Linked DNA regions of Homo sapiens: region 2 is linked to region 1. The links are chromatin loops, found by intact Hi-C in ENCODE. Cell type or tissue: MCF 10A. All regions are shown on one strand. Links, peaks and the distances in the headings refer to the core of each region. The heading gives the core; the rest is flanking DNA. Region 1 has its middle 7.5 kb from the start of PHC3. Region 2 overlaps PRKCI (protein kinase C iota).

Region 1 (6,639 bases), core at 942-5,941:
TTGTTACCTAGATACTTTGTTTTATTCACTGTGTTATTGTTTTATATGCCCCATGAGTTTTATGCCATCAAGAGGTTCTACTCTAGTGCATATCAGCCTTTTGTTTCAGGATTTAGAACAGCTTTTAGCATTTCTTGTTGGGCTGGTCTGGTAGTGACAAGTTCCCTAAGCATTTGTTTGTCTGAAAATGATTTTATTTCTCCTTTATTTATGAAACTTAGTTTTGCTACATACAAAATCGTTGGCTAGGTTGGGCGTGGTGGCTCATGCCTGTAATCCTAGCACTTTGGGAGGCCAAGATGGGAGATGACTTGAGCTCAGGAGTTCAAGAGCAGCCTGGGCAGCATGGTGAAGCCCCATCTGTACAAAAAATACAAAAATTAGCCATGTGTGGTGGGATGCACTGAAGTGGGAGGGTCACCTGAGCCCAGGGAGGTTGAGGTTGCAGTGAGCCATGATCGTGCCATTCCACTCCAGCCTGGGCAAGAGAGTGAGACCCTGCCTTAAAAAAAAATTCTTAATGGGCCGGGCTTGGTGGCCCATGCCTGTAATCCCAGCACTTTGGGAGGCCGAGGTGGGTGGATCACAAGGTCAGGAGATCGAGAACATCCTGGCTAATACGGTGAAACCCCGTCTCTACTAAAAATACAAATATTAGCTGGGTGTGGTGGCGGGTGCCTGTAGTCCCAGTTACTGGGGAGGCTGAGGCAGGAGAATGGCGTGAACCCAGGAGGTGGAGCTTGCAGTGAGCCGAGATGGTGCCACTGCACTCCAGCCTGGGTGACAAAGCAAGACTCCCTCTCAAAAAAAAATTCTTGCTGGGCGTGGTGGCTCACGCCTGTAATCCCAACACTTTGGGAGGCTGAGGTGGGTGGATCATGAGGTCAGGAGTTCGAGACCAGTCTGGTCAACATAGTGAAATCCCGCCTCTACTAAAAATACAAAATTAGCAGGGCATGGTGGTGCATGCCTGTAATCCCAGCTACTTTTGAGGCTGAGGCAAGATAATCACATGAACCCAGGAGGCAGAGGTTGCAGTGAGCCGAGATCGTGCCACTGTACTCCAGCCTGGGCGACAGAGCGAGACTCTGTCTAAAATAATAATAATAATAATAATAATTCTTGGCTGACTGTTACTCAGTTTAAGGAGGCTGAAGATAGGATCCCAATCCCTTCTGGCTTGTAAGGTTTCTGCTGAGGCCCTTGAATAATTCTACAATTACAACAATAAGAGGTCTTTAGAATGCTTATTCTGGGCTGGGTGTAGGGGCTCATGTTTGTAATGCCAGCACTTTTGGAGGCCAAAAAACCGAGTTAACAAAAAAAAAGATTTGACATGACACTGATATAAAGCTTTATATTTTTAATATTTATTTACTTATTTTTGAGATAGTAGGGTCTTGCTCTTTCGTCCGGGCTTGAGTGCAATGGCACGATCATGGCTCCCTACAACCTTGAATTTCTGGGTTTGAATGATCCTCCCACCTCAGCCTTCTGAGTAGCTGGGACTACTGTGAGCCACCTCACCTGGCCAAAAATTTTTATTTTACTTATTTATTTTTGAGACAGAATCTCGCACTGTCATCCGGCTGGAGTGCAATGGCATGATCTTGGCTCACTGCAACCTTTGCCTCCCGGGTTCACGCGATTCTCCTGCCTCAGCCTCCTGAGTAGCTGGGATTACAGGCGCACACCACCACACCCGGCTAATTTTTTGTATTTTTAGTAGAGATGGGGTTTCACTCTGTTGGCCAGACTGGTCTCGAACTCCTGATCTCGTGATCCACCCGCCTCGACCTGCCAAAGTGCTGGGATTACAGGCATGAGCCACTGTGCCTGGCCAAAATTTTTATTTTAATACATTAGAAGTATACAAGCAAAAATCTATTCTCAGTTACAGAAGCCCAATATTTTAAAATATAGCATATGCAAATTAAAGAAATGTATAATGCTAACTTTCAAAACTAGGGATTGCCTCATAATTAAAGAATATGTCCTTTGGAAATAGGATAGAAGGATTATTTTGCTTTAGTTTAGCATAATAATATGTGGCAAAACAACAAAAAGTGAACAATAACAGCTACACTTATTGAGCATTTTTAATGTTCTATTTATATACATTATTTCATTTTTTGTTTAATTTCACAATAACTTTGTGGTAAATATTATTCTCATTTTTTAGATTAGCAAAGTGGGGATTAGAGAGGTTAAGGAGTTTCATTCATTCAATGCATAATTTTTGAGCGCTTAATGTTTTAAGAACTAGGAATATCACAGTGAGCAAAATGTGGAGCTTACAACCTGGAGGTTGGTGGGAATAGTAAATAAATAAACAAGTAAGTATGTACATAATGTCTGTTGCATTGAAGTGCTATGAAGAAAAGTTAGTGGGATAAGGGAAGAAAAGTGATGAGAGGGCCATATTAGGTTGGGTGGTCAAGGAGCGCTCTCTGAGGAGATGTCTGAACAGAGGTCTGGATGGAATAAGGAAGTGAGGTCAGTGTGAAAGGCATCCCTGGCTGGGGAAGTAGCAAGTGCTAAGGGGGGAAATAAGGAGGCCAGTGAGGCTGCAGCCAACAGAGCAAGGGAAAATCACTCAGGGCCATATTGGTGGGACAGGAAGCCACTGGGGGATTTGAGAGAACAGTGACACTCTGGTTTACATTTCTTCCTTAAGGTACTGTATGCAGAATAGACTGTAGAGGAACAAGAACAGAGGCCAGGTGACCTGTCAGAAGCCTATTGCTGTGGTCCAGGAAAAAATCTGTGTCTTGACTTAGGCTGATAATGGTGGAGGTGACAAGAAATGTCAGATTTGATACGTGTTTTGAGGAATTCATGCATGTTCACAGTGGTGTGGCCAGAGATGCGGTTATACTTTGAAGATGGAGCTGATAGGATTGTAAGAGGTCACAGAGCTGGTGCATGGTAGAGCCAGGATTCAAGTCTTAGTTTGTCTGATTCGAAAGCCCTGCTTTACAACAGTGCTTCTAAGCTGCCACAATGCTAAGCAGAAACTAAGCATAAAAGCAGAATGGAAATGAGAGTGTACAGCATCCTCAAGTGTTTATTGAGCATCTGCACACTTGTAGTGAGGCCTTGTGGCACTAAGCAAAAAATTCTGGAATGGGAGGATGGGAGGTCAGAGTTTAGATTCTGCTTTTGCCATGAATTCTTCCTCAGTATGGGTCACATCAATTCGAAAGTCCCTTCCAACTTTAATGCTCTGTTTCCACTCTTCAGCACCGAGGGAGATACAGCCAACTGTGTACAGTGCCACCCACTGGTATATAAGGGAAAGTAAGACTGGTAAGCATGTGATTTTTTTTTTTTTTTGAGACAGTTTTGCACTTGTTGCCCAAGCTGGAGTGCAATGGACCGATCTCGGCTCACTGCAACCTCTGCCCCCCAGGTTCAAGTGATTCTTCTGCCTCAGCCTCCCTAGTAATCCTAGTAGATGAGATTACAGGCACGCATCACCACGCCCGGCTAATTTTTTGTATTTTTAGTAGAGACAGGGTTTCACCATGTTGGCAAGGCTGGTCTCGAACTCCTGACCTCAGGTAATCTGCCCATGTCGGCCTCCCAAACTGCTGGGAATTACAGGAGTGAGCCACTGCGCCTCGCCAAGCATATGATTAACATAATGATCTATTGCAAAAGTAGGTGAGAGGTAGCAAGGCTAGGGAATATGTTTTCAGTTTCAATAAAATTTGCTTTATGGCCAGGTGCAGTGGCTCATGCCTGTAATCCCAGCACTTTGGGAGGCTGAGGCAGGCAGGCAGATCACCTGAGGTCAGGAGCTCAAGATCAGCCTGGCCAACATAGTGAAACCCTATCTCTACTGAAAGCACAAAAAATTAGCCAGGTGTGGTGGTGTGAGCCTGTAACCCTAGCTACTCGGGAGGCTGAGGCACAAGAATTGCCTGAATCCGGGAGGCAGAGGTTTCAGTGAGCCAAGATCACATCGCTGCACTCCAGCCTGTGTGACAGAGCGACACTCTGTCTCAAAAAAAAAAAAAAAAAAGAAAGAAAAAGGAAAAAAAATTGGTTTAGTAAAAGTATTTGGAGTCGGGCGTGGTGGCTCACGCCTGCAATTCCAGCATTGTGGGAGGCTGAGGCAGGTAGACGGCTTGAGGTCAGGAGTTTGAGACCAGCATGGCCAATATGGTGAAACCCCATCTCTACTACAAATACAAAAAAATAGCCAGGTGTGGTAGCATGCACCTGTAATCCCAGCTACTCGGGAGGCTGAGGCACAAGAATTGCTTGAACCTGGGAGGTGGAGCTTGCAGTGAGCCAAGGCCGAGATCCAGATTCGGCCACTGCACTCTAGCCTGGGTGACAGAGTGAGAATCTGTCCCCCCCCAAAAAAAGTATTTGATTTTAGAGTATTAAAGAGAAAGCAAGTCTATCTATATGCCATTCAAATTTACAGGCTATACTGAAATTTTGTCTTATTCAACCAAACATTCAAGTCTTCATTCTCTCAACAAGCATTTAAAACTGATTATTATGCATATTCAATCATAGTTATTGAGAAAATCTAGATGAAAGAGGACCTCGATAAAAAGTTAAAAAAAAAAAAGGTGCATGGTGGTCAGTGCCTGTAGTTCCAGCTGTTCAGGAGGCTGAAGCAGGAAGATCACTTGAGCCCCAGGAATTCAAGGCTACAATGAGCTATGTTCATACCTGTGAGAAGCCACTGCACTCCAGCCAGCCTGGGCAGCATAGCAAGATTGTCTCTAAAAAAAATTAAATGAAAAAAAGAAAAAGAGGACTTTTTAAGACTTTACATTAGACTTTTTTAGACTTTACAACAATCTTGTGAGGTATTATCATCCCCTTTTTTCTTTACATTATAAAATAAAACTTGGGCTGGGCATGGTGGCTCACGCCTGTAATCCCAGTACTTTGGGAGGCCAAGGTGGATGGATCACCTGAGGTCAGGAGTTCGAGACCAGACTGACTGACAAGGTGAAACCCCATCTCTACTAAAAATACAAAAATTAGCTGGGCATGGTGGCAGGCACCTGTAGTCCCAGCTTACTCGGGGGGCTGAGACAGGAGAATTGCTTGACCCCAGGAGGCAGAAGTTGCAGTAAGCTGAGATTGTGACACCACTCTAGCCTAAGCAACAGAGTGAGACTCTGTCTCAAAAAAAAAAAAACAAAAAACCACAAAAAACAGAAAAACCCCAAGAAACTTGAAGCAATTAAATTACTTGCTCAACGTGGCTCATTTGGTAAAGGAGTGAGCTCAGCGTTAAAATCTAAGTCTGTTGGACTTTTTGTCTCATCACATTAGATCCTATGAGAGCAATCGTGGTCCAACTGAGGCATCGACAGTATGTGTGCTCTATTAAGTACTCTGAAAGAACCCAGTGTAGGGTGGTCAATGATGTAGAATAGTCAGCAAACTTTTTCTGTAAAAGGCTGGATAGAGCCACATGCGGTGGCTTATGCCTGTAATCTTAGCACTTTGGGAGGCCAAGGTATGCAGATCACCTGAGGTCAGGAGTTTGAGTTCAAGACCAGCCTGGCCAACATGGTGAAGCCCCATCTCTACAAAAGATACAAAAGTTAGCCAGGTGTGGTGGCTCACACCTGTAGTCCCAGCTACTTGGGAAGCTGAGGCAGGAGAATCGCTTGAACCCAGCAGGCGGAGGTTGCGGTGAGCTGAGATCGTGCCACTGCACTCCAGCCTGGGCAACAGAGTGAGACTTGGTCTCAAAAAAAAAAAAAAAAAAAAAAGGCCTGGCACGGTGGTTCACGCCTGTAATCCCAGCACTTTGGGAGGCCGAGGCGGGTGGATCACAGTGTCGGGAGATCGAGACCATTCTGGCTAACACGGTGAAACCCCGTCTCTACTAAAAATACAGAAAAATTAGCCAGGCATGGTGGCAGGCATCTGTAGTCCCAGCTACTGGGGAGGCTGAGGCGGGAGAATGGTGTGAACCCTAGAGGCGGAGCATGCAGTGAGCCGAGATCGCGCCACTGCACTCCAGCCTGGGCGACGGAGCAAGACTCTGTCTCAAAAAAAAAAAAAAAAATGCTGGATAGTAAATATGTTACACTTTGCGGACAATCATGGTGTCTGTCACAGCTATTCAACTCTGCCCTTGTAGCATAAAAGCAGCCACAGATAATACATAAAGAAATTAGTGTGGCTGTGTTCTAATAATATTTTATTTATGGACACTGAAATACCTAAATTTCACATATCACAACATATGATTCTTTTGATTTTTTTTCAATTATTAGAAAATGTAAAAATCCATTCTTAGCTTGCAGGCCATACAAAAACAAGTTACAGTCTAGATTTAGTCTGTGGGCTGTTGTTTGGCAACCTCTGATCAAGAGACCAGACCAGTGCTGTCCAGTAGAACTATTTGTGATGATGGAAATGTTCTACATCTGTACTGTCCAATATGGTAGCCACTAGCCGTGTGTGCCTATTGAGCACCTGAAATGTGACTGTGCCACTAAGGAACTAAAAGTTCAATTTAGCCCTCCCTTTTCTTCCCCTAACCTTTATCATTTCTTTTTTTTTTTTTTCAGACGGAGTCTTGCTCTGTTGCCCAGGCTGGAGTGCAGTGGTGCGATCTCAGCTCACTGCAACCTCTGCCTCCCGGGTTCA
Region 2 (6,639 bases), core at 842-5,841, 70 kb before region 1:
ATGCATCAGAAGCTCAAATGACTAATTCCAGTCCCTGTTACATCATGAATTATTTTCTTATCCTTAAAGAAATCATTAACTAATATCGCCTTAAATCCTTGGTATAGTAGGACAAGTTTGTCACAATGAAGGATGAAAATTAAATTACAAAAATGTATACAAATATGGAACATAAAATATTGGTTTTTAAAAGATGTATACTAAACTTAGGAATAAATTAACACCAGAAACAGTACCAAAATCAAAAATGTAAATTTACATTAGAAACTTTAAATGTATATACTAATTAAAACCATTTTTATAACAAGGTAGAATATAAAGCAACAATGTATTTATGAATATCTAGTCAGCTATTCTTAGTCTGTGATGTACTAAAGGACACAGTTTAATAAAGAGCACAGACTATAGGAAGCACAGTTCCTAATGCATATTTTTAAAAGCTGAAACGTAAGCTAGCTTCTGAAAACATCTGTGATGTAGTATTAAAAGGCAATAAGACTTAAAACTGACTGTTTAATACCATTCATCAATCACTTCTTTATGCATTCATTGTAATTTTATTCTGGAAAGAGATGACAAAAAAAATAGACTCTTAAAGCTCTTTTAGAATCTCAACAAAGTACATTATGGATCCCTTGTGAGTCACTATGTCAAATTCTGGAGGTAGAAAAAAATCAGGTCAGGCGTAGTGGCTGACGCCTGTAATCCCAGAACTTTGGGAGGCCAAGGCAGGCAGATCACCTGAGGTCAGGAGTTCGAGACCAGCCTGGCCAACATGGTGAAACCCCATCTCTACTAAAAATACAAAAATTAGCTGGGCATGGTGGTAGGCGCCTGTAATCCCAAGTACTTTGGAGGCTGAGGCATGAGAATCACTTGAACACAGGAGGCCAAGGTTGCAGTGAGTTGAGACTGTGCCACTGCCCTCTAGCCTGGGCAACAGAGTGAAACTGTGTCTCAAATAAAATATAAAATCAAACCACTGTTTTTTTTTTTTTTTTAAAAAAAAAACACTGTAAAGGAAAATACAAAGAAATAATAATAAGGCACTGAAATGATTCATTATACTTAAGGAAAGATTTACATTCGTTTCACTTTTTTAGAAGATTCCTAAGTCTGGTCTCATAGCTCTCAAAAATGTTCAACGAAATACTGTCAATATATTGCAATTAAATGCAGTATATTAAGAGGTTCTTGGCTGGGCATGGTGGTTCACACCTCTAATCCCAGCACTTTGGGAGGCCCAGGTGGTAGGACTCTTTGAGCACAGGAGTTTGAGACCAGCCTGGGCATCATAGTGATATCCGATCTATACAAAAAAAAAAAAAAAAAATTAGCCAGTCATAGTGGTGCGGCAGTGCCTGTGGTCTCAGTTACTCAGGAGGCTGAGGTGGGAGGATCGCTTGAACCTGGGAAGTCAAGGCTGCAGTGAGCTATGACTGCACCAATGCACTCCAGCCTGGGCAACAGAGCGAGAGAAACTGCCTCAAAAAAACAAACAAAAAAAAAGTTTTACATGACTTTTGATGGTTAGCATAGTTGAATGAAACACAAATTTGGAATCAGAATTCCTAGATTCACAATCCAGGTCTACAACGTGCCAGTTACAATGATAACTGAGTTTAGGTTACTTCTTCTATGCCACTTCCTACATCTCAAGGTTGCTGAGGTATAAACATATTAATGTCTCTAAAGCATCATGTAAATGGGCCTGGTGCAGTGGCTCATGCCTGTAATCTCAGTGCTTTGGGAGACCAAGGCAGGCGGATCTCTTGAGGCCAGGAGTTCGAGACCAGCCTGGCCAACATGGTGAAACCCTGTCTCTACTACAAATATAAAAATTAGCCAGCCATGGTGGTGCACACCTGTAATCCCAGCTACTTGGGAGGCTGAGATGCTTGAACCCAGGAGGCAGAGGTTGCAGTGGGCCGAGATCATACCACTGTACTCCAACCTGGGTGACAGAGTGAGACTGTCTCAAAAATAAAGGAATCATGTAAATAGTTTCACTATTAACCTTTAAGCAAAAGAAAGGATATTTAAGATACCTTACCTTTGGAGGTCATTATTTGTATACATAACAAAATTTCAAGTAGATGACTTAGATTCCCCAGGCTCTCAATTTTTAAGTTCTATCATAAATTTGCTGTGATACACTGAGATATCACATTTTAATATCCAACAAGACATACAGAGACCACAAAATTCCCCAGACTATAAGCAGCAGATTAATTTTACCTTCTGTAGCACGTGAGAAACTACTAAATAACGACAATTACTTAGGCATGAGTCACAGAGATTGAGAAAATGACATTAAGATTATGTTTCAAAATGGTGAAGAATAAAGAGTGATTTCAAAGAAATTATCAGTCTGGACGAGTATGAAATGACTACTCTCTTACCATGAATCAAGAGTTCAGAATCCTTGTTTAGCTCATAAAGTCTAAAGGCTTCTTCTAACTCCAACTGAGATGATACTGTACACGGGTCTCCTAAAAAACACAAAAGTAAAGTAAAGGTCACTTTAAAACCCCTAAATGTGATGATTACTAAACAAATTTCATAATGTAAATTTTTAGAAAAAATAATCTCATATTTATAAACAAATATATGACAAGGACAAATATTTATTTACTTATTATTATTATTATTTGGAGACAGAGTTTTGCTCTTGCCACCCAGGCTGGAGTGCAGTGGCATGATCCTGGCTCACTGCAACCTCTGCCTCCCAGGTTCAAGCGATTCTCCTGCCTCAGCTTCCCGAGTAGCTGGGATTACAGGTGTGTGCCACCACACCCAGCTAATTTTTGTATTAGTAGAGACAGGGTTTCACCATGTTGTCCAGGCTGGTCTTGAACTCCTGACCTCAGGTGATCCGCCTGCCTCGGCCTCCCAAAGTGCTGGGATTATAGGCGTGAAGCACCGTGCCTGGCCTAAGGACAAATATTTAGATATTTATTTAGACAATTCAATTTTCTGAAGTAGGTAACATATAACTTCCATTTCTATTTGCATAAAAATACCACATGAGGTTCACAGACACCAATGTATATAGATATAAAATTTTGTTCTTTGGTTTTCTTTTTTGGTGAGACAGGGTCTCACTCTGTCACTCAAGGCTGAATGCAGTGACATGATCACGGCTCACTACAGCCTCGACCTCCTGGGCTCAAGCAATCCTCCCGCCTGGGCCTCCCAAAGTGCTGGAATTATGGGCATGAGCCACCACACCTGGCCATTTTGTTCTTAACATTGTATATATCCCAAATACAGCAAACAGAATCTATTCCTGACCACATTTTTTTTCTTTTTTTTTGAGATGGAGTTTGGCTCTTGTTGCCCAGGCTGGAGTGCAATGGTGTTATCTTGGCCCACTGCAACCTCCGCCTCCTGGGTTCAAGCGATTCTCCTGCCTCAGCCTTCCAAATAGCTGGGACTACAGAAGTGCACCACCATGCCTGGCTACTGACCACAGTTTAAATTGTCACTGCTATGTGTCTAATGGGAAAGTCTAAAGAGGAGGCTTTCTGTTACCTGTTTCTTTAAAAGAGGAAGTGAAAGTAGTTCCATTGCCACAATACGATTAGTTAGAAGTCTCCATGTAATCATTTTATCAAATTTTTCCTTTCACATGACAGAGCCTCCTCAAAGGAGTCACAGAAATGAAAAGCTACAAAAGTACTGAAGAACAGTTGCACTTGAGCTGCTGTGAAATATAAATGAACAGTTTTAGTAACAGACACACAGAAGTGATGGAAAAAACACCTCCCTTACCCAACTAGCCAGACAACTGAGTCATCCCTGGCGATCAATGAGGTGGCACATCTGCCTGGACTATGGCATTCCTCAGTGAAAAAGTCATTCAGGCCAGGTGTGGTGGCCTGTAATCCCAACAGTTTGCGAGGCCGAGGCAGGCGGGTTGAGGTCAGGAGTTCGAGACCAGCCTGGCCAACATGATGAAAGCCCATCTCCACTAAAAATACAAAAATTAGCCAGGCACAGTGGTGTGTGCCTGCAGTCCCAGCTACTCGGGAGGCTAAGGCAGAAGAATCGCTTGAACCTAGGAAGCAGAGGGTGTAGTGAGTCAAGATTGTGCTACTGAACTCCACCCTGGGCAACAAAGCAAGACTGTCTCAAAAAAAAAAGAAGTCATTTAAAGCCTAGTTTGGACCTGAGCGAGTGAAAGTGAGTCCTTCACTCTGCCATTGATTTGCTAATTCCCATAGTTACTACACACTAGATGCCACCAACCCTATCCAAACCTCAATCACCAGCATACAGCTTGGTCTGCTAATTGAGAAAGAAAAACAAAGTCATTTTTTCCTGGCTACTCAAAGAAAAGAGTGCCTCTCCTTTTTTTTCTCCCACTTGACCACTGCATCCCTACTTCCTTTTATCTTCTCTGAGCTCCTCTGTTCCATTTTTTTCTTTCCTTCTATTTCCTAGCTCTTCTCAGGCAAAGGCGTTTCTGAGTCTCCCTCTCAAAAACCTCTTTCAGGCCAGGTGCAGTGGCTCACACCTGGAATCCCGGCACTTTGGGAGGCCAAGGTGGGTGGATCGCCTGAGGTCAGGAGTTTGAGACCAGCCTGGCCAACATGGTGAAACCCCGTCTCTACGAAAACACAAAAATTAGCTGGGCGTGGTGGCACGTGCCTGTTGTCCCAGCTACTCAGGAGGCTAAGGCAGGCGAATCGCTTGAACCTGGGAGGCGGAGGTTGCAGCGAACCGAGATCACACCATTGCACTCCAGCCTGGGCAACAAGAGCGAGACTTTGTCTCAAAAAAAAAAAAAAAAAAATTCTCTTTCCCATTCAGATTGACACTCCATTCATTCAGTAGCCACAAATCTCAAGAGTAAAACTAGAGACTAAAACTGGAGGAAACAGGTGAGAAGATGAGAAAGGAAAAGGGGCAGGGTTTTTTTTCACTTCATACTTCTCTTTAATATTTTAAAAATCATAAGTTTGTAATCTTTTATAATGAAACAACTTTTTTTCACATAGTGATCATATCCTTTCTCCATGTTCTTACCTTCCACACATTTCTCAAAATGCTGCTGCCAGGTTTTAGCCCAAACACTCCACCAAAACTGCGGTTGCAAAGGTCATGAAACCAGCTGCTGAAACCTATGACATCTTTTCAGTCCTTATTCTAGGTGATCTCTCTTGCAGTCCCTGACAAAGTTGCCCACTATTAAGAAATCCTGTGTCTCGGTTTCTAAAACACTATTCTCTAGGTTCACCACCTGTTCTTTTTAACTGTTTAATCTGGAAAATTTGAAACATATTTCAAAATGTTGTTTTCCCCTATATACCCACCCACTTATTCTCTACCATGGCAGCATTCTAAGAAAATCTCTATAACTCTAGATAAAAACTCCTTAGTATAATCCAAATATTGTTACTAACCTACAAAAACTAACAAGTATCTTCTCTGACCACAATGGAACAAAACTAGAAATCAGTAACAAGATGGACTTTGGGAACTACAAAAACACATGAAAGTTAACAATATGCCCCTTATTAAGCAGGGGGTCAATACAAAATTAAGAAAAAAATTGAAAAATTTCTTGAAAAAAATGAAAATAGAAACACAACTACTACCAAAACCAATGGGATACAGTGAAAGCAGTACTAAGAGGTGAGTTTATAGCAAGCAATAAGTGCCCACATCAAAAAAAGGAGAAAGGCGCTAAATGAACAAACTAATGATGCATCTTAAAGAACAAGAAAAGCGAGAGCAAACCAAACACAAAATTAGTAGAAGAAAAGAAGTAATAAAGATCGGGGCAGAAATGAATGAAATTGAAACAAAACACACAAAAGATCAACAAAATGTAAACTTGATTTTTTTGAAAAGACAAATAGTATCAACAAACCTTTAACCGGACTAAAAATAAAAGATACAAGACCCAAAGAAATCAAATCACAGATGAAAAAGGAGACAATACAACTAATACTGCAGAAACTCAAAGGATCATTAGAGGCTACGATGAGCAACTATATGCCAACAAATCAGAAAGCCTAGAAGAAATGGATAAATTCCTAGACACATACAACCTACCAAGATTGAACCATGAAGAAATCCAAAGCCTGACTAGAGTACTAACAAGTAATGAGATCGAAGCCATAATAAAAAGTCTCTCAGCAAAGAAAAGCCCAGGATCCAATGGCTTCAGTGCCATTTAAAGAAAAACTAATACCAATCCTACTCAAAATATTCCAAAATATGGAGGAGGAGGGAATAGTTTCAAACTCATTCTAAGACCCAGTAATACTCATCAGTATTACTAAAACCAGACAAATATGTCAAAAAGAGAGAAAACTACAGGTCAATATCTCTGATGAACATTGATGCAAAAATCCTCAACAAAACACTAGCAAACTGAATTCAACAACACATTAAAAAGATCATTCATCATGACCAACTGGAATTTGTTCCAGGGATGCAAGGATGGTTCAACACATGCAAATCAATCAACGTGATATATCACATGATAGAACAGAATAAAACATGATACAACAGAATAAAGGACAAAAATCATACTATCATTTCAATTGATGCTAAAAAAAGCATTTGGTAAAATTCAACATCCCTTCATGACAAAAATCCAAAAAAAACTGGGGATAGAAGGAACAT

What was found. Hi-C counts contacts between places; a loop is a spot of excess contacts. Peaks named below come from ENCODE experiments on the same cell type or tissue, not always from the same donor. Only the 100,000 strongest peaks of a DNase experiment are listed, where the experiment ranks them.
Region 2: it touches region 1 in a loop (2.4-fold over the local background); 6 of 110 quality-filtered maps call a loop at or near these places.

What each region holds. Positions count from the first base shown.
Region 1 is chr3:170,185,940-170,192,578 of GRCh38, reverse strand. No RefSeq gene overlaps it. Among named protein-coding and RNA genes, the nearest start is that of PHC3, 7.5 kb to the right of the region's middle. In MCF 10A, for the core only: a CTCF peak has its summit at 3,286 (motif pointing left); a DNase peak (open chromatin) is centred at 3,258.
Region 2 is chr3:170,255,822-170,262,460 of GRCh38, reverse strand. It overlaps PRKCI (protein kinase C iota), which reads right to left. Exons shown (of 18, transcript NM_002740.6): 3 at 2,403-2,492. Among named protein-coding and RNA genes, the nearest start is that of PRKCI, 37 kb to the right of the region's middle. In MCF 10A, for the core only: no CTCF peak of the experiment used is centred there; a DNase peak (open chromatin) is centred at 3,820.